4 separate regions of the Homo sapiens genome follow, and regions 2, 3 and 4 are each linked to region 1. Evidence: chromatin contacts called from ENCODE Hi-C or POLR2A ChIA-PET data. All regions are on one chromosome and are shown on one strand. The core of a region is the stretch at or near the end of the contact, and the rest is flanking DNA. Distances in the headings are between cores, read along the strand shown.

Region 1 (4,657 bases), core at 1,355-3,854:
GAAATTGGTGGGTTCTTGGTCTCACTGACTTCAAGAATGAAGCTGCACACCCTCGCGGTGAGTGTTACAGCTCTTAAGGCGGCGCGTCTGGAGTCTGTCCCTTCTGATGTTCAGATGTGTTCGGAGTTTCTTCCTTCTGGTGGGTTCGTGGTCTCACTGGCTCAGGAGTGAAGCTGCAGACCTTCGCGGTGAGTGTTACAGCTCTTAAGGCAGCGTGTCCGGAGTTGTTCGTTCCTCCCGGTGGGCTCGTGGTCTCGCTGGGCTCAGGAGTGAAGCTGCAGATCTTCGTGATAAGTGTTACAGCTCATAAAAGCAGCGTGGACCCAAAGAGTGAGCAGTAGCAAGATTTATTGCAAAGAGCGAAAGAACAAAGCTTCCACAGCGTGGAATGGGACCCGAGCAGGTTGCCAATGCTGGTTTGGGCAGCCTGCTTTTATTCTCTTATCTGGCCCCACCCACATCCTGCTGATTGGTAGAGCCCAGTGGCCTGTTTTGTCAGGGTGCTGATTGGTGCGTTTACAATCCCTGAGCTAGATACAAAGGTTCTCCACGTCCCCATCAGATTAGTTAGATACAGAGTTTCGACACACAGGTTCTCCAAGGCCCCACCAGAGCAGCTAGATACAGAGTGTCGATTGGTGCATTCACAAACCTTGAGCTAAACACAGGGTGCTGACTGGTGTATTTACAATCCCTGAGCTAGATATAAAGACTCTCCACGTCCCCACCAGACTCAGGAGCCCAGCTGGCTTCACCTAGTGGATCCCGCACCGGGGCTGCAGGTGGAGCTGCCTGCCAGTCCTGCGCCGCCGTGCGCTCGCATTCCTCAGCTCTTGGGTGGTCGATGGGACTGGGCGCCGTGGAGCAGGGGGTGGCGCTCATCGGGGAGGCTTGGGCCGCACAGGAGCCCATGGAGTGGGTGGGAGGTTCAGGCATGGCGGGCTGCAGGTCCCGAGCCCTGCCCCGTGGGAAGGCAGCCAAGGCCCGGCGAGAAATCGAGCGCAGCGCCGGTGGGCCAGCACTGCTGGGGGACTCAGTACACCCTCCGCAGCCACTGGCCCGGGTGCTAAGTCCCCCATTGCCCGGGGTCAGCAGGGCTGGCTGGCTGTTCCGAGTGCGGGGCCCACCAAGCCCACGCCCACCCGGAACTCCAGCTGGCCCGCAAGTGCCGCACACAGCCCCAGTTCCCGCTCGTGTCTCTCCCTCCACACCTCCCTGCAAGCTGAGGGAGTGGGCTCCGGCCTTGGCCAGCCCAGAAAGGGGCTCCCACAGTGCAGTGGGGGACTGAAGGGCTCCTCAAATGCCACCAAAGTGGGAGCCCAGGCAGGGGAGGTGCCGAGAGCAAGCGAGGGTTCTGAGGACTGCCAGCACGCTGTCACATCTCAATGGGGGGTTACAAGACATGAGCCACAGCACCCAGCGTAGTTAATATTTTATTTAGAATTTTTCCACTGATACTTACATGTGAAATTGGTCTGTCGTGTGTGTGTGCGTGATATCTTTGTTGATTTTGGTATCAAAGTTATGTTTACTTTTTAAAAAGAGTTTGGAAGACTTCCATCTTTTTTGTGCTCTGGGACAGAATTAATAGCATTTGAGTCAATTACTCATTTGTGTGGAATTTTCTTGCAAGACATGGAGGGCTTTTGTAACTTTTAGGGGTGAAGGTGAAGGTGAAAGTGGGCCATGGTGGTAGCAAGGATAGTTCTTTGATAAACTTCTCTATTTTTTCTGTGGTAACGGTTTGCTTAAATTTTGTCTCTTCCAGGATCTATTTTGATAAATTGTATTTTCTTGTAACATCATCCATTTCATCCAGAGTTTTAAGTTCACTTGAAGTTAAGCAAAATTAGCATCTTACAAATCTATAATTTGTTTCCTGTGTCTGTGATTTTCCCCTGCTTGTTTTTTAAATCATGTCAAATGTGCATTTTTCTCTATTTCTGATTAGATAACTATTTTATTTTTTGTGAACCTGTGGGTTTATTAGTCCTTTGACACTGGTTTCCTGAATTCATTTATTTATTCCTTTATCTTCCCTAATTTCTCCCTCCTGCTTTCCTCATGAAGCATCTACATGTAGTGTTTACAGTTTCTTTATTCTCTAGATGTTCCTCAGTTTGCTCTTTGACTTCCTCTTTTTCCCAATAGTCAGTTAGAATACCTGTTTTAAGCTCAGGTGGTTTAAAGATTTTCACTTTAGCTTATTTATTTTTTCATCCCTGAGAGCACTAGAGAATTGTGTATCCTGCTGTCCATCCGCATTTGGCTTCTTCCCCAGGGTTCTTCTCCCAGAAGGTGACGAGAGCGAAGAAACCCCACGGGATGCAGGAAGAAACAGTGACAGGCAACCAAGAGGGGGAGGATGGAGAAAACCCTTGCCTTAGTCAGAGCAGGCCCCAGGGGACGCAGAAACAAAGGCCACACCCCCACGAGCACGTGGCCAGACTGCCCAATCGTCGCTACTGAAGCCGGGCTCTGGTCTTTGATTGGTGTTCGTGGAGACGCCCTCACATTCTTGGATCAGCCCAAAGGTAGGCTCAGGCTCCGACGGTGGCCGGCGGGGGTCACGAGGCTTCGTAGTGGAGGAACGGGTTTGGCGTGTGGGACGCAGCTGCCTCTGTACTGGGGAGTCACGGAGTGGCCGGGCTCCAGGGACATGGCGGCGGCCTCTGCGGTGTCGGTGCTGCTGGTGGCGGCGGAGAGGAACCGGTGGCATCGTCTCCCGAGCCTGCTCCTGCCGCCGAGGTGGGTGGAGGGGCCATGGCTCAGTGGGCAGAGGCGGGAGCGAGGGGTGCACGGACCCGCGTGAGCGGTGGGAGGTGCGGCGGAACCCAGGGTCGGTGTGGGGAGGACGGTAGGAAAACCCCAGGCACTTTCGGAGGGGTTCTGCCGGCAGTCACGGCGTCGGGAGGAAGACATCCCCACCAGCCCTTCCCTTTCTCCCCGCTTCCGCACATCCACGCTTCAGCGCGCCTTTGGCTTCTGTTTTTCCATTTCTGAGGACTGGGCCCGCCATCCTCCAGGCTCCCCTCGCCGTCGCTGCAGCTCGTAGCCGTTTACATCGGGCTTTCGCAGCACCCCTTAGGTGGGAGCGTTGTTATAATCCGGTTCCGGGGAAGCCCAAAGGGATCAACGACTTCCTCAACGAAACACAGCTAGTAAGAAATGGGGCCGGGATGCCCTCAAAGCCATTTTTCAGTTCAGCTGTGCCCCATCAGGTGTCCAGTTCAGAGAAAGACTCCTGGAGTTCCTTCTCATTGTTAGAAGAGTGAAGTTGTCAAGAAGAGCAAATGTACCTTCCACAGAGCTGGGAAATTATTTTGTCAAAAACTCTTGTACCCAAGTTTGAACAACGCTATCAGATGACTCAGTCTAGCTCACCTGACTCCAGCTCTGTTTCAAATTTTGAGCTCTAAGCTTTGGTGGCAATAACTCTGGCAGTGAAAAAACCCTCAGGCTTGTAGATAGCTTTGCTTCTTTGTCTTCTTTTGCTTCATCGTTATCATCCTTCATCATTCTGGAAAGATTGACAGTTTAGTGTTCAAGGGCACAGACTCTGCAGTCAAGGCTGAGGTCTTAGTTAGCTACTCACTAGGTGTGTGACTTTGGGTAAGTTACTTAATATTTCTTCTTTAATTTCCTCACCTTGGAGATGATACGAGTACCTTGGGTTGTGAAAACTAAATGAATTAATTCATGGAATGAGGTTTAAGCACAATCTGGTACATAAGATCAGTCTATAAATGCAAACTCAACCATTTATATGAACGTTTGCTTGCTTTTATTTTCCAGAAATATTGTAGATGCCCTTTTTAGTTACTTAATTGTAGGAGTGCCCCAGAGAAACATAAGAAAGTTGTTGGAAGTTGGCGGGGCGCGGTAGCTCACGCCTGTAATCGCAGCACTTTGGGACGCCGAGGCGGGCAGATCACGAGGTCAGGAGATCGAGACCAACCTGGATAACACGGTGAAACCCCGTCTGTACTAAAAAATACAAAAAATTTAGCCGGGCGTGGTGACACGCGCCTATAGTCCCGCCTGTTAGTCCCAGCTACTCGGGAGGCTGAGGCAGGAGAATGGTGTGAACCCAGGAGGCGGAGCTTGCAGTGAGCTAAGATCACGCCACTGCACTCCAGCCTGGGCGACAGAGTAAGACTCCGTCTCAAATAAAAAATAAAAAAATAAAAAAAAAAGTTGGTGTAAGTAATGTTAATGTTCTTCTTGTTCTTCTGGTTTTTCTTTTCTTAGGCCTCCAGGGCTCTTCAGGATAGTACCATAGACCCATTTCCTGTCTTCCCTTTCAAAGCTTAGCTATTGTCTAAAGAACTATCCTCAAGTATGTCACTCTGGAGAGTGTTAGAGTTGTTAATGGCTTATAGAAGTAAAACTCTTTGCCAGGAGACTTGGTTCATGCCTGTATTTTCAGCAGTTTCTCAGCACTGTGGGATCCAAGGTGGGAGGATTGCTTGAGTTCAAGAGTTCAAGACCAGCCTGGGCAACACAGTGAGGCTTCATCTCTACAAAACATTAAAAAATTAGCCAGGCGTAGTGGCACACACTTGTAGTCACAGCTACTTGGGAGGATGAGGAGGGCGAGGACGGCCTGAGTCCAGGGGTTCCAGGCCGTAGTGAGCCATGATCACACCACTGTACT
Region 2 (3,677 bases), core at 790-3,289, 1.0 Mb before region 1:
CTCCATACCTTGACCCCTTGTCCCTAAACATCAATTTGAACTCAAAATCCTGCTGAAGCCTAGGGTACACAAAGTAGCCTGGGAACACGCTTCACGTCAGCTTTCCCCTTCTGCAATCCATATAACATTTAGGAACTGTCTGATGGAGACCATGCTAATGTCCTAGTCTTTACATCCTGGACTTCCATAAGCAATGCGATTCCCTAGTTTTCAAGATTTCAACAAACATGTAAGTGCTCACTATATGCTTGGGACTGAGCTAGGCAGTGGGAATACAAAGATGACAAGGAGCTCATTTATATCCTTGAAGGTGAGAACAAACAAGATTTAGAAACTCAGTGGGAAAACAAAGATGTTATCATTGTAACTTCCATACTGAAGCCATTAAATAAAAGCAAAGTCCACTGGCACCAAACTTTATAATGAGATTCAGAAAAAACCCAAGTTTATTCTTTAATCTTTGTCACAGAAAACCCAAGACAGACAGATACAAAGTTTCAGCTGCTCACCTCCTGATAAGTGTAGAAAATACCCTTAGAACTTACAATGACATCTAAGTAGACACATTTTTCCCCTCTCACATTTCCCCTTAGTTACATTCATCCTGAAAAAACTGGAAAAAGATGGCGAAACATGGAAAGAAAAGTTGCAGGGCCTTACAGTAAATGTTCTTTGATTTGAGCAGCTTTCCAGCAACAAAAGACAAATGTTTCCTGTACACCTGTGGCAGTCAGGAATTCCAGAGTGTAGTCAATTAATGCCACATTGGCCAGGGGCAAGAGGACCTGAAGGATACAAGATGAAAAAAAACTTGAGGTCTCGAATCCCTTTGGGTACCCCACTGCAACAATTTTCACTCCTCTATTCGTATTTCCAAACAGTGTAATTTTGCTGTATCTTTCCAATTCAAAGATAAACAGGTTCCTGCCTTTGATGTTCATGCCATGCTCTAAGCCTGAGTCTGAGACATTGCAATTTGGGGATGGTAAGTACAGAATCTATGTGCCTTGTATCAGACACAGAGCTGTGACAGAATGGCAGTTCACTGCTGGCAAAGGATAATACTGGAAATCAATCATATTTCCATAAATTTAAGCATTGCTAAGGCCTTCTTCCCCATAAGATTTCCTTCCTTGATCCCTTTCTAAGTGTCAGAGGTTAGCCATCTCCCGTCACTTGTCAAAAATGAACAGCCATTAGGCTTTTTCGAGGGAATTAGAGAGGATTTTCCTTAAATCCAATGCAGTTCCCTCTTTCTGAACTGACTGCTGAACGACCCAGCTGAGTCCAATACCCCATTGTCTAGACAACTCGGGGGCTGATGGCAATCAACCACTAAACCCATTTTGTCCTTTCGACAGATAGCACCGGCTATCATTAGAACCTGGAAGGAAAAAAAAAATACACTGCCTGAGATCTAGCCCGCTCTTTTTAAGGCATATTACCGCCCTTTCAGAGGCAAAAGGTCGTTTCTTTTCACCTAAGCAACCGTCATCGGCAAGGTTAAAAGCGGCGCAGCCTCTTCTAGGGGCACTGAATCCCCGCGTGAAGGCTTCTCTCAAGCGCTGTTTCTACATTTAGCTCTCTTCATTCCTTTCAAACCCGAGGTGGACAGCATTACGAATGCCCAAATCTGCCGGCCACTAACTTGGTCAGCAGTCATCAGGGTTTAGACAGTCCCTCTGCATCCGGTTTTAGGATAACAGCATAGACGCAGGTCCTTCAAGGGCATGCTGTTGTAGTTAGCCGAAATGAGAACTTGCTCCAGCCCTGCCACCCTTCCTGCCCTCTGGCTGCTCGCGTGCGCGGCGCTCACCCGAGGCTGGTCCTTGGAGATGGGGAAGAAGCGGCGATCGAAGCTATCGGCCACCAGAACTGCTTGTAGGGGCGGCGGCGGTTCCTCCTCCGCCCCTCTGGCTCCCCCGCCACCGCTGCCTCCCGGCCCCGCGCCGCTGCGCTTGTTAGCCCGACTAACCACCACACCAGGCGGCGCCACTACAGGGGCCGCCATCTTCTTCTCTCACGGTCACCACTTCCGCAAGGAAGCTGCCACCGCACGCAGTAGGGGACAAAAAGGATCCAGCACTTGAAATGCGATGGACTAATTAACGAAGGGAAGGAGACGAGGAGGGAGCAGTGCGCATGCGTCTTCCCCGGGAGCCCACAGGGGTCTGAGGTTGATCCCGGAGGCGCGAGGAGTCGGTACGGGTCACGGTTGTCCCGGCCCCTGAGGCGCAGGGTAGGAGTGGGGTCCCATAGATGTCAGACTCGGTCTGCAAGTATCGTCGGCCTTCATTTGTAGGTGAACAAGCCGAGATTCTTGTGGCGTGATAGGACTTGTGGTCGCCACGAAGGGGCCAGCTCCATCGGGAATCTGTAATCGCCCAGCAGTTTCCCCGCCCCGCGCATGTGAAATATGTAGCCCTCCGTATTCATTCTAGAAACTTCTGGGAACCCAGCGCCTTGGGGAGATAGAACCGAGCCAGATGTTCCCCCGCTGCGAGGAACTCAGAACCTGCATAAATAGAGAAGGTGGCAGGCATATAGTAGGGAGACCAGTAATTCCATTGAGCGCTGATTTTGGGCCAGGCACGATACAAGCATTATCTCTGCAAAACATCTTATTCATTCGTTCAGCAAACGTTTCTTGAACTCTCAGAAGGATGAAGGAAGTTTACCCAGCTAGTAAGTGGAAGAACTGGTATTGGAACCCGATCTGTCTGACTGCAGAGTTCCACAATCTTGCTGCCAAGTTATGTGGGGATAACAATGACTATTTTATGTCATCTATTCATTCTTCCAGCCTATCAGCCTCCTGTGTCTTAAGCAGAGTGGAGACGGGGGTGGATCCAGGCGCACCAGTAAGTTGTACTGGAGTTAAGCAGTAAGCTTTCTGGGCAGAGGAAAGTGCGGGCGTAAAGGTCCAAGGCTTGAAAAGGCGCAGCAGCACCTTTTTCTCTTTGGGGAAAGAAGCGGTGGCTGCGGGGAATAAACCAACTCTGTAGAGGGGCGGGGCCGTGGGAAAGCGGTGGAACGGGGCAGGAAGGCTGGGCGTCATTTGGGAGGCAAGGAACTTTTCTGTAAGGCATAGCGCCCTTTCTGCACGGGACCTGTCCAGGTTCCACGCCACAGGCTTCTGCAGTTCCTGCAAACTGTTCCCATCCCGCCCCGCGTTGCACGTCGGGATTTGGAGTTCGCGATGCTGAGAGCTGTTTCCACGTGGCGATTCCGACTTGACCCGTCGTGCTCCGGCGCCCGCCTAGGGGGACCGAGGAGTTTGTCATTTCTTGCCTCGTTAGGGTGCGGAACGAAAACCATTTGATTTATCCTAGAAAAGGAAAGGCTGAAGCCAACTAAGTAAAAGTTTTCCATTAAATGAATGCACGTTGTAGAAAAGGAATGTTCAACTGCCCTACAAATCCAGAGGTAGAAATGGGGGAGGGGAGAAGGAATTAAATAGGACACACACACACACACACAAACACACACACACACACACTCTTGGGGGGGTGTTTGGGTATGGAAAGTAGGTCCGATTGCAGAATTTATTTTAAATGATTCCCGCAACCTTGGGAAGTTGGGAAGTGGTGAATCCGCTGCCGAAAGGCATTTGTGCTTATGGTAAATCCAGGTCTTAAAATTCTGTAGACTGGTAGCTATATGGATATGATTTTAAT
Region 3 (4,629 bases), core at 516-3,015, 1.7 Mb before region 1:
GATCAAGAGAACATACGATCTAAACTCTATGAAAGCTATCAATAGATCCAAAGTTAAACATACTTCATTAAATTCAAAAGATCTTACTTCTCATTCACATACATAACTGACATTTTGTGTCACACTGGTTGAAATGTCAATGGAATAGTGAGATACAGCTAAGAATCACCAACATGTCCCAATATTCTGGAAGACAGAAAACATCCATCTGCTGACAATGGTCCAGATACGAAGCAAATATATTAAATATAAAGAAAAAATCAACATATTACTCTGTTAGAGCTCTGGAAAGAATTTTCTCACAAATGCCTCTTTGACCATATAAAGCCCAGTAGTTCAACGAATTTTTTTTCCATTTATCTTTATTGCATATTCTATGGAACAGGCCAGCTATTGCCAGAGGATTCAATACCTATTCTGTGCTTAAATTTAACCATGAGCAAACCCACGTCTTACACAAACATATGCAGATTCTCCATCCACATTTATATTAGATATACCTCAAACCCACACAGGCAGACATAGACATACACAGACAATTAACATGTAATTGTCTCCCAAATGCAGACATTTGGAGTAAGGTTTAGCACCACAAGCTAACATCCATGCTTGTTTTGCTTGGGTTTTGGGGTTTTTCAGTAGGGGAAAGTAGAGTATGGTAGAGGGTGGATGGTGCAGAGGCCAGAAGCCTTCCTATTCATTCTAACAAGAATCTAAGAAGTGGAGGGGGCCTGCTTATTTAAAGAAGGCTCCCCAGCTAGCTATTCCTGATAACCCACGGCCATGGAACCTCTCACCGATCCTACCTCCTCCCACCCTATCCTCCTGTAAAGCACCCCCATTTTGTACACCCAGACACTCTGAGCAGCTGTTTCCCTCCTTCCCCAGATGCCAAGCACAAAGAACTGGCCAAGGCACAGGAGTAGCCTCGAACTTCAGAGGCCCACCTTTCACCCTGCTGCCCTCACTCTGGTGCACAACTTGCACGCGGAGACAAACTGGAACCAGCCTCACAGGGTGCGCACCGATCCTAAGAGGTGGACACCCCATCTAAGCCTCAGGCTCAGGCACCTTGATATCAGTCCCTGGAGGCTAAAGGGGTCCACACCTGTTTCCCAGGCCCGACAGACCGGCTACACACCTGTTCCGCCCGGGAGTGGGGAGGGGCATGACACCCGCCGCCTAGGCTCACAGTCGGGGGAGCGGGCGCGCCAGTCCCTCAGCCTAATTGCCGCACGACTGTAACAGGACAGAATGAGGCTTGCAATTATAGTCGCAAAGTAGATAGGGAACTGAGGGGTTACTGGCCCTTTGCAGAAAGGGAGAGATACACAAATACATCACCGGAGTCACTGGATTTAGTGATACCTCAGCCCCTTCCAGGTTTGGAGCCAATAAATCCCTTTTTACTTAAGCCCATTTGAATTTTCACATTCATTTGGAACCAGTAAGTGGAAATTGCCCGACCCAGTTCCGGGCCAACGTACGACACGCCCCTCCACTCGAGAATCAACCCCGCCCGGCCCGTGGCTCGGGTCCGGTTAGCCCGTCAGGGGCTGCTCTGTTCGCTCCCCGAGGTCCCGCCGCTGTCGCGCGGGGAGGAGACGCCGAGGCTCAGAGACCTGTCGCGCGCTCTCCTCCTACCCTGAATACGGCCCCTCAATCCTGTCTCCTTCCACGGGCCCGCTCTCTGGAAACTCGTTACCTGAGCTTGCTGCCATTCCGGCCGTGGACCGCCGGCCCACGTGACCGCACCCACTGCTCTAGCCTCACGCACGCGCACTACCTACCACTGCGGGCAGCGCTTCCGCTTTCCTCCTCGCACTGCTCCCCCTCCTGGGCGGTCCGCGCCTCTTCACCACGCCCCTATTTAAAGGGCCAGAGATACGCCGTCTTCCCCCCTACGGAAAAAATGGGTGATTCACATCTTGAGGACCAAGAGAATGGAAACGTCGAAAGAGTAGCGCAGACAAATAAATAACAGTCCTTGAGGTGAGAGGAGAAAGCTCCTCCTTTAAGAAAGTGAACTTACTTGCAGCCAGCCCAGAAGGGAAGTTGATTCCCTGCCTTTTGGAGTTTGCAACCAGTAAATTTTTTTTAACTTTTTTTTTTTTTTAAAAGATGAACTCAGAATTGCCTATTTATTGTGTCAAATAAGTACAATAGGCACACACATACTAAAATACCAACTATTATCTTGTAATATATCATCAGTGTTGCTCCCCAAAATACATCTTAACACCAAAAATACAGGAGAAACATAGTCTCAAATAAAGGAAACATCTGAAAAATGAACAAAAACGTATGCTTATTTCTCTTATCGCTCCTGAAGAAAGGTGAAAGCTTTCAGAACAGACTGGTTTCTAGAGTCATCACTGTACGTAACATTAGCCCCAGGACACAGATTTTAGGCCTGCTGGGGGCTATATAGGTCAAGAAAACAGGAGGAAGAACACCAGAAGATACTCTTGGAAGGAGATACAGAAAATATTCGGTTGGGCAGACATTTTTGAGCATCAGCTAGGTTCACTAGACTTCTGGGCCTTCAGAAGACCCGAAGGTGTTGCCCTGTCCTCCAGGTATTTATTTTCTAAGAATTCAGTGTACAGACATAACAAAATACAAGGCAGGCTGTTTTGAGTAATATAAAGAAAGACATTGAACCACCATTTTCGCACAGACAGGGGGAAAGGGTGAAACACTCAAGGAAGGATGTGGTATCTTGTCAGGGCCTTGAAGGATTTCAGTAGCAGAGAGCAGGGAGAATGCCTAGCTGAGGGAAGGGTGGGATCAAAGGCAGTACAAAGCAAGTTTGGGAACTAGTTATTGGCCTGATGTAGCCGTGGTGTGGCCAGTGGCTTTCAACCTTCTTTTAATCATCCCTCACAGTAAGAAATACATTTCAGGCCAGGTGCGGTGACTCATGCCTGCAATCCCAGCACTTTGGGAGGCTGAGGCAGGTGGTCAGGAGTTCAAGACCAGCCTGACCAACATGGAGAAACCCTGTCTCTACTAAAAATACAAAAATTAGCCAGGTGTGGTGGCATGCACCTGTGGTCCCAGCTACTCGGGAGGCTGAGGCAGGAGAATTGCTTGAACCCAGGAGGCAGAGGTTGCAGCAGTGAGCCAAGATTGTGCCATTGCACTCCAGCCTGGGTAACAGAGTGAGACTCCGTCTCAAAAAAAAAAAAAGATACATTTCAGCCATGGCCTAGTATAAAAACACACACAGTATGCGCATATGTGTGAGTGTGCATTATAGATAGATAGATAGATAGATAGATAGATAGATAGATATGCTGAAACAGTAATTGCCCTTAGAGTGTACAATGCAACTTGGTATTTTCTATTCTATTCTCTTTTTTTAAGTGCTGGTTACTGAATTCATTTCAGTACTCAGTGATGCAGAGCAACCCATAGTTTGAAGACACTGGTGTAGTGTGTATTAGAGATGTGGTGGGCTATGAGGCTGGAAAGGCTAGGACCAGATCCAGGAAGACATTGCACGCTAAGCTGGGGTGTTCTGCTCTTCTGGTGAGAGTCTCCAGAGGAACTCGAGCAGAGGAGTGGCAAGATGATAGCTGTGCTTTAGAAGGCTGGAAACCGGCCTTTGGTTCTGAATATCACATTTTTCTAGTAAAGCTATTAAACTAGAGACTGTCTACAGAAGGATAAGCAAGCTGGTGAGACCAGAAAGCCTGTGTGACAGAGAACTTTTGAAAGTATCCAGAGGAAAAGAAATTAGCAGAAGTAGGGGAGAGCAGGGTCATAGGGGTGAGCAGTGGAAAGGTAGCTATTAGGTTGGTACACAAGTAATTGCGGTTTTTGCCATTACTTTAAAAAACTGACCCTTTTGAAATATCTCTGCAACACTCATAGACTTATTCTGAATAGCTGTAGAAAGAAAGCAAGCCTACGACCTGTGTATGGACGTTGCAGAGAGGCAGATTTCAACTTATAATAAAGAATATTTTAGGATGGTCCAGACTGACTCTGAGACCTCTCCAAAGTAACAGCCCTTTTATGTACCTCTGTTCACAGCAGGAAGTAATCTCAAATGCTATCCTTTCCAGGGCTGTTTGCCTTAATAATAATAAAAAAAAATGTGTGCTTATTGTAGAAAACTTGGAAAATTCAGGAAATATTTTAAAATAAAGCAGAAATTACCCACATCCCAGAAAAAGGCACTTATAGTTTTGGCTTATCCGTTGGATCTTTTTCTTTGTATATTTACATTTGTGACATAATAGAACTGCATAGAATATTTAGTTGTGTATTCTATATATTTATAGGATATATAGTTAATAATCCATCCTCTTTTTTTCACTATTATATCTTGAGCACTATCCACCATCACTAAAATTGTTCACAAATATTATTTGTCATGGCTACATAATTATTAATGATATAGTTTCATGTATTTCATTATTCCACTATTTTTGGACATATACAGGAGTTCCTATTTTTTACTGCTAACAAGAACATTGCCATGAATATCCTTACACATTATCTTTGCCCACATTTTAAAATTATTTCCTTCCTTAGGCTAGCAACCTATAAGTGGAATTACTGATTCAAAGGCTTTGAAAACTCTTAAGTCTGTGAATACCCGTGGTCAAACTGCCTTCC
Region 4 (5,029 bases), core at 1,593-4,092, 1.2 Mb before region 1:
GTAAGTCTCTTAGTACTTTTGACTTGTCTTCAGGGGTTGTCATAAGGATTAAGTAAGTTAGAAAGGGCCCAGCACATTCTCTGGCTCTTATCAGGCACTCAACTTAAGTCTGTTGAGGTGGAATGTAACGTAGAGTATTTCCCAAGTTGTGGGTCCTGTTCTTACATCTTGGGGATTCTAGAAATTCCCCTTTTGATTTTTAGACTTCTTGCCCCTCCTATCCAGAAAAGGATAGTTCCCAGTTAAGCAGATTTTTTTTAAAGCATCAGTTTGGTGAAAAACCAGTCAAGCAGATTTTAAGGCAGTGTTACTCTGCCAATCACCAGCATAAGAATCTGCTGTGAAGCTTGTTGAACATACAGATTCCTGAGACCCACATTAGACCATCCCTGGAATTAGAATCTCACAGTGCAGTCTAGTTCCCCAGGTAATTTTGATACACACTAAAGCTTGAGAAAACAGATCTAAGGTAAATCTATAAATAAGTGCAATGGTTTAAAATCACAGATTCAAGAAAGTGTTTACTTGTGGGGAGAAGGGGTTTTAGGAGGACCACACAGAGAACCTTGAATATACTTTTCATTTTGCCAGGCATTGTTCTAGGTATCCTTCATGCTCATTTAATCAACTTAAAGCCCAATTAATAAATATGCTTATGTTTTTAAGGTTGAGAAAATGGAAGCACAGAAATTCAAGTATTTTGTCCAGGATTACACAGCCAGTATAAGCCGAGCCAAGATTCCAACATAATTCACTGCCTCTGGAGTCCAAGGTGGTTTTTTGTTTGTTTGTTTTTTGTTTTGCTTTGTTTTGAGACAGGGTCTCATTCTGTCGCCTAGGCTGGAGCCCATTGGAGCCATCACAGCTCACTGCAGCCTGGATCTCCTGGCTCAAACGATCCTCCTGCCTCAGCCTCTTGAGTAACTCGGACTATGGGCACAGGCCACCATGCCCAGCTAAGTTTTAATTTTTTTTTTTTTTGAGACAGGGTCTTACTCTGTCACCCAGGCTGGAGTGGAGTGGTGCAATCTCAGCTCACTGCAACCTCCACCTCCTGGGCTCAAGTGATTCTCCTGCCTCAGCCTCCCAAGTACCTGGGATTACAGGCACGTGCCACCACACCTGGCTGATTTTTGTATTTTTAGTAGAGACGGGGTTTCACCATGTTGGCCAGGCTTGTCTTGAACTCCTGACCTCAAATGATCCACCCGCCTTGGTCTCCCAAAGTGTTGTGATTACAAGCATAAGCCACTGCTCTGGCCTAAATTTTTTGTAGAGATGGGATCTCACTATGTTGCCCAGGCTGGTCTTGAGCTCCTGCGATCAAGTGATCCTTCCACCTTGGCCTCCCAAAGTGCTGGGATTATGAGCATGAATCATGAGGCCAGCCCAGAGTCCAAGTTCTTTTCTTTTTTTTTTTTTTTTTTTGAGACAGAGTTTTGCTCTTCTTGCACAGGCTGGAGTGCAATGGCATGATCTTGGCTCACCACAACCTCCGCCTCCCTGGTTCAAGCGATTTTCCTGCCTCAGCCTCCCAAGTAGTTGGGATTATAGGCATGCGCCACCACACCCGACTAATTTTTTGTATTTTTAGTAGAGATGGGGTTTCTCCATGTTGGTCAGGCTGATCTCGAACTCCCGACCTCAGGTGATCCGCCCGCCTTGGCCTCCCAAAGTGCTGGGATTAATGGCGTGAGCCACCGCGCCCAGCCAAGTTATTAACCACTAAATTATACTTTTTTTTCTATCCCTAGTAATGTTCTATTTCTCAAACTGAGTGGAATAGACACACACATTAGATTTGTTATTTATACCTTACATATATATTACATATACCTTTTTTATTTATTAAAGACTTCACTTAAACATACAAAGGCTTTTACAAAGAGCAAAGTAAAAACGACAATTGGAAGAAAATCTGTTGCTCATTCAAACTTTACTAGCGCCTCCAAGGCTGACACTAGGAGAGAACCTCAAGAGGTCAGCCGAACACCCCAGAGCCCTACCTTTCCTCCAGCACGTCTCCCTTTGGGGAATCGTATCACCCTGGGCGGCAATCTCCCCTCCACCCCTAGAGGGTGCTGTTCTCACTCTCTAAGGCATAGGACCAAGTTTCAGACAGGACTCTCTCTAGGTGACTCTGGCTCCCAGTGCCCAGGGGCAAAAAGAAAAGCGCTGGGCATTATTCTCGAGGTGCCTGCGCGTGCCGCCTCCGATGTGAACTCGCAGTACCATTTCTAGAACTGAATCTAAAGCTCAGAACGGGTTCATGACTTGTCCTAAGTTTTACAAGTCAATTAGCGCTAGGACTTGATCTCGGTCCTCTGAGCAATCCGGTCCCCAAGGCTGCCTGCCTCCCGAGGGTCCGGACAGGGTCTTGGGTACCCCCAACGCTCAAACTCTGAGGGACTGTCTTTCTCCAGAGGGCCCCGGGACCAACAATCTCTTACTCCTGTTAGCCTTGACTAAATACAGCCGGGACTCTGAAGGAGCTGGATCTCGCGTCCCAACGCAGGCGTCCTCCAAGAGGGATAGACAGGCGGGAGGAAAGCGGACCAGGCCAAGCCCATGCGGCGCCGGTCCTGCCAGCTCTACCTGGCGGGGCCGCGCCGGGATTACCCACCTAGCACAAGGATACGGTCCTCGGGCCGCAGCTCCGGCTCTAGGAGGGCACGGAAGGAGGAGAAGTCCCCGAACCAATCGTAGGGGGCAGAATCGGCTGCGCCTTGGTAGCGCTGATCCCAGTACTCGACTTCGCGGTACCCGCAGTTCCGCTCCGGTAACTCCGGAGGCGCCCTACCTGCCCCTGGAGAGGCCATGCTCTCAACCGCCGGGCAGCCAGAGCCGCCGGCCCTTCAGCCAATACGGAAGGCAGGATGCAGAAGGCGGGGCGCTGGTGTCTCCGCCCACCACCTGCAGTTGCTCAACACAAACACGTGGAACTTCCGTCCTTTACTAAGCGCTCTTCGAAGAATCCTCCGGCTGGGAAAACTATCGTCCAGACCCTGAATCCTCCGGCTGTACTGCCAAGTCATTTCCTAGGGCCGCACTCAAGGTGTCAGACTCACGTGGGCTCATCACTGCGTCCTCTCATATTTTCAATATGAATGACTTTTATCAGGAAATCTGAAAATTAGTGAAAGGTTCATTTTTCTCAGCATCCGGAAGGCTCGAAGGGCAGGCAGGAGGGGCGCGAACAGGGGCTTTGCCCTCCTGGAGAGACAGCATGAACACAGATGTTCCCAGCGCAGGCGAAGGAGAATGCTGGCTTCAGCGGTTGTGGGGGAGGTAGGCAGGAATGTTGCTTTTCTGGACATTCGTTCTAAATTAGCGCCTGTGTACCCAGGGCTGGGTATAAACTGAGGAGTAAGACATTGTCCCTGCTCCTATGGAGCGTGGAGTGCATCAGAGGAGACAAATGCAGAAAAATTACATTTTAGTGGAGTAAATGAAGACTGGCTACTCGGATCGGCGCTTAGCCTGGTGGGACGCCAGGCACGGGAAGCGGAACCTAAGTGTCGAAGGTTCGGGTTTCCGGGGGTGGTGGGCCCACACAAGCGGCGCACCGTTAAGATGGCGGCTGGGCTGCGGAAACGCGGCCGGTCCGGTTCCGCGGCCCAGGCAGAGGGACTCTGCAAGCAATGGCTGCAGCGCGCCTGGCAAGAGCGGCGCCTGCTGCTGCGGGAGCCGCGCTACACGCTGCTGGTGGCCGCCTGCCTCTGCCTGGCGGAGGTGGGCATCACCTTCTGGGTCATTCACAGGGTGGCATGTGAGTGCGCCGAGGGGGAGGGGAGGGGAGGGAGGGAGACCTGAACCCGCGACCCAAACTGGATCTCAGACCTGGAACTCCAAACCAGACTCTGTATCCACTCACTCGTCAATTGCGAACCCATCCATATCCCTTACCTGAGCGCCAAGCCTGCTCTACAGAAAACCGGATCTTAATCTGCCCGCATGGCAGAGGTGGATACCCTAGAGATTGGCCTTCTGCACTGAACTTACAGCCTGCAAACCAGCTTAGAAGTCAGATTTGAGCCAAAATTGTTGTACTGCTGCTGCTGCTGCTTTTCTCTGTGGCTTTGGACACCTCAGGTCTCCTCCTGGATCTCAGCTTTTTCCATGTGTTCAGTTCTGTGATCTTTGAACGTCCCTTCTCAATGATGGCATCTTGTGACCACTTGAGTCCATTAGGCATTATTGGCTACTCCTTTCCAGGCTGAAACTATACTCTAGGCTTAAGGCACTTGGCTTTCTTGCTAAAGACTCTTAATTCAACAAATATTTATTTAGTGCTTATTATATGCCTAGCATTATGCTGGTTACCAGAGAGAGGTACAGTGGTGAATAAGAGATGCATTTCTGCCGGGCGCGGTGGCTCACGCCTGTAATCCCAGCACTTTGGGAGGCCGAGGCGGGCGGATCACGAGGTCAGGAGATCGAGGCCATCCTGGCTAACACGGTGAAACCCCGTCTCTACTGAAAAAAAAAAAAAAAAAAGAATTTAGCCGGGCATGGTGGCGGGCGCCTGTAGTCCCAGCTACTCGGGAGGCTGAGGCAGGAGAATGGCGTGAACCCGGGAGGCAGAGCTTTCAGTGAGCCGAGATCACGCCACTGCACTCCAGCCTGGGCGACAGAGCAAGACTCCGTCTCAAAAAAAAAAAAAGAAAAAGGATGCATTTCTAACTCGGGCCTGGACAGTAAGTTAGCAGGCAATTATAATGCATCATAATCATGGTAGTAGTAACACAGGATACCATAAAGGGCATAGGAAGTCACTTAAACCAGGTTGGAGGAGTCAGCAAAGGCTTCATAGAGCCACCCTTGGAAGGTAGGAATTAGCTATTTAAGGAAAGAAGAAAAAGGTGAGGGGAAGGAGTGCTGTGGACAGAGGATCCTCTATTAAAAATCTCCAGCTAGGCTGGGCGCAGCGGCACACGCCTGTAATCCCAGCACTTTGGTAGGCCTAGGCGGGTGGATCTCCTGAGGTCAGGAATTTGAGACCAGCCTGGCCAACATGATGAAATCCTGT

What was found. A loop is a pair of places that touch in the nucleus more often than their neighbours do. ChIA-PET counts read pairs that join two places held with the same protein, here RNA polymerase II (POLR2A). Pooled maps may share reads with other maps.
Region 2: a loop to region 1 is called in a map of naive thymus-derived CD4-positive, alpha-beta T cell, with 20 times the contacts of the local background. The contact joins the promoter of EIF2B5 here to the promoter of MCCC1 in region 1. A Hi-C loop is called at or near these places in 1 of 168 maps with a recorded cell type or tissue (naive thymus-derived CD4-positive, alpha-beta T cell) and 12 of 50 pooled maps. POLR2A ChIA-PET finds 5 or more read pairs at or near these places in 1 of 52 experiments (WTC11).
Region 3: a loop to region 1 is called in a map of B cell, with 6 times the contacts of the local background. The contact joins the promoter of VPS8 here to the promoter of MCCC1 in region 1. A Hi-C loop is called at or near these places in 3 of 168 maps with a recorded cell type or tissue (B cell, CD4-positive, alpha-beta T cell and naive thymus-derived CD4-positive, alpha-beta T cell) and 10 of 50 pooled maps.
Region 4: a map of CD4-positive, alpha-beta memory T cell shows a loop between it and region 1 (22-fold over the local background). The contact joins the promoter of EEF1AKMT4 here to the promoter of MCCC1 in region 1. A Hi-C loop is called at or near these places in 2 of 168 maps with a recorded cell type or tissue (CD4-positive, alpha-beta memory T cell and naive thymus-derived CD4-positive, alpha-beta T cell) and 11 of 50 pooled maps.

The regions. Positions count from the first base shown.
Region 1 is chr3:183,097,443-183,102,099 of GRCh38, reverse strand. MCCC1 (methylcrotonyl-CoA carboxylase subunit 1) reads left to right here and starts at 2,604. Exons shown (of 19, transcript NM_020166.5): 1 at 2,604-2,748. The coding sequence starts at 2,660. RefSeq lists an enhancer at 2,539-2,678.
Region 2 is chr3:184,133,720-184,137,396 of GRCh38, reverse strand. It overlaps EIF2B5 (eukaryotic translation initiation factor 2B subunit epsilon), which reads right to left and starts at 2,039. Exons shown (of 16, transcript NM_003907.3): 1 at 1,817-2,039; 2 at 661-785. The coding sequence starts at 2,011. It overlaps EIF2B5-DT (EIF2B5 divergent transcript), which reads left to right and starts at 2,136. Exons shown (of 2, transcript NR_183721.1): 1 at 2,136-2,861; 2 at 3,119-3,677. RefSeq lists enhancers at 1,690-1,759, 2,080-2,139, 3,009-3,650 and a silencer at 1,830-1,939.
Region 3 is chr3:184,809,302-184,813,930 of GRCh38, reverse strand. It overlaps VPS8 (VPS8 subunit of CORVET complex), which reads right to left and starts at 1,765. Exons shown (of 48, transcript NM_001009921.3): 1 at 1,706-1,765. RefSeq lists enhancers at 1,638-1,837, 1,898-1,947.
Region 4 is chr3:184,247,485-184,252,513 of GRCh38, reverse strand. It overlaps EEF1AKMT4 (EEF1A lysine methyltransferase 4), which reads right to left and starts at 2,842. Exons shown (of 3, transcript NM_032331.4): 1 at 2,624-2,842. The coding sequence starts at 2,819. ALG3 (ALG3 alpha-1,3- mannosyltransferase) reads left to right here and starts at 3,552. Exons shown (of 9, transcript NM_005787.6): 1 at 3,552-3,769. The coding sequence starts at 3,574. It overlaps EEF1AKMT4-ECE2 (EEF1AKMT4-ECE2 readthrough), which reads right to left and starts at 2,842. Exons shown (of 19, transcript NM_014693.4): 1 at 2,624-2,842. The coding sequence starts at 2,819. RefSeq lists enhancers at 2,956-3,065, 3,096-3,155, 3,236-3,285, 3,484-4,227, 4,228-4,971.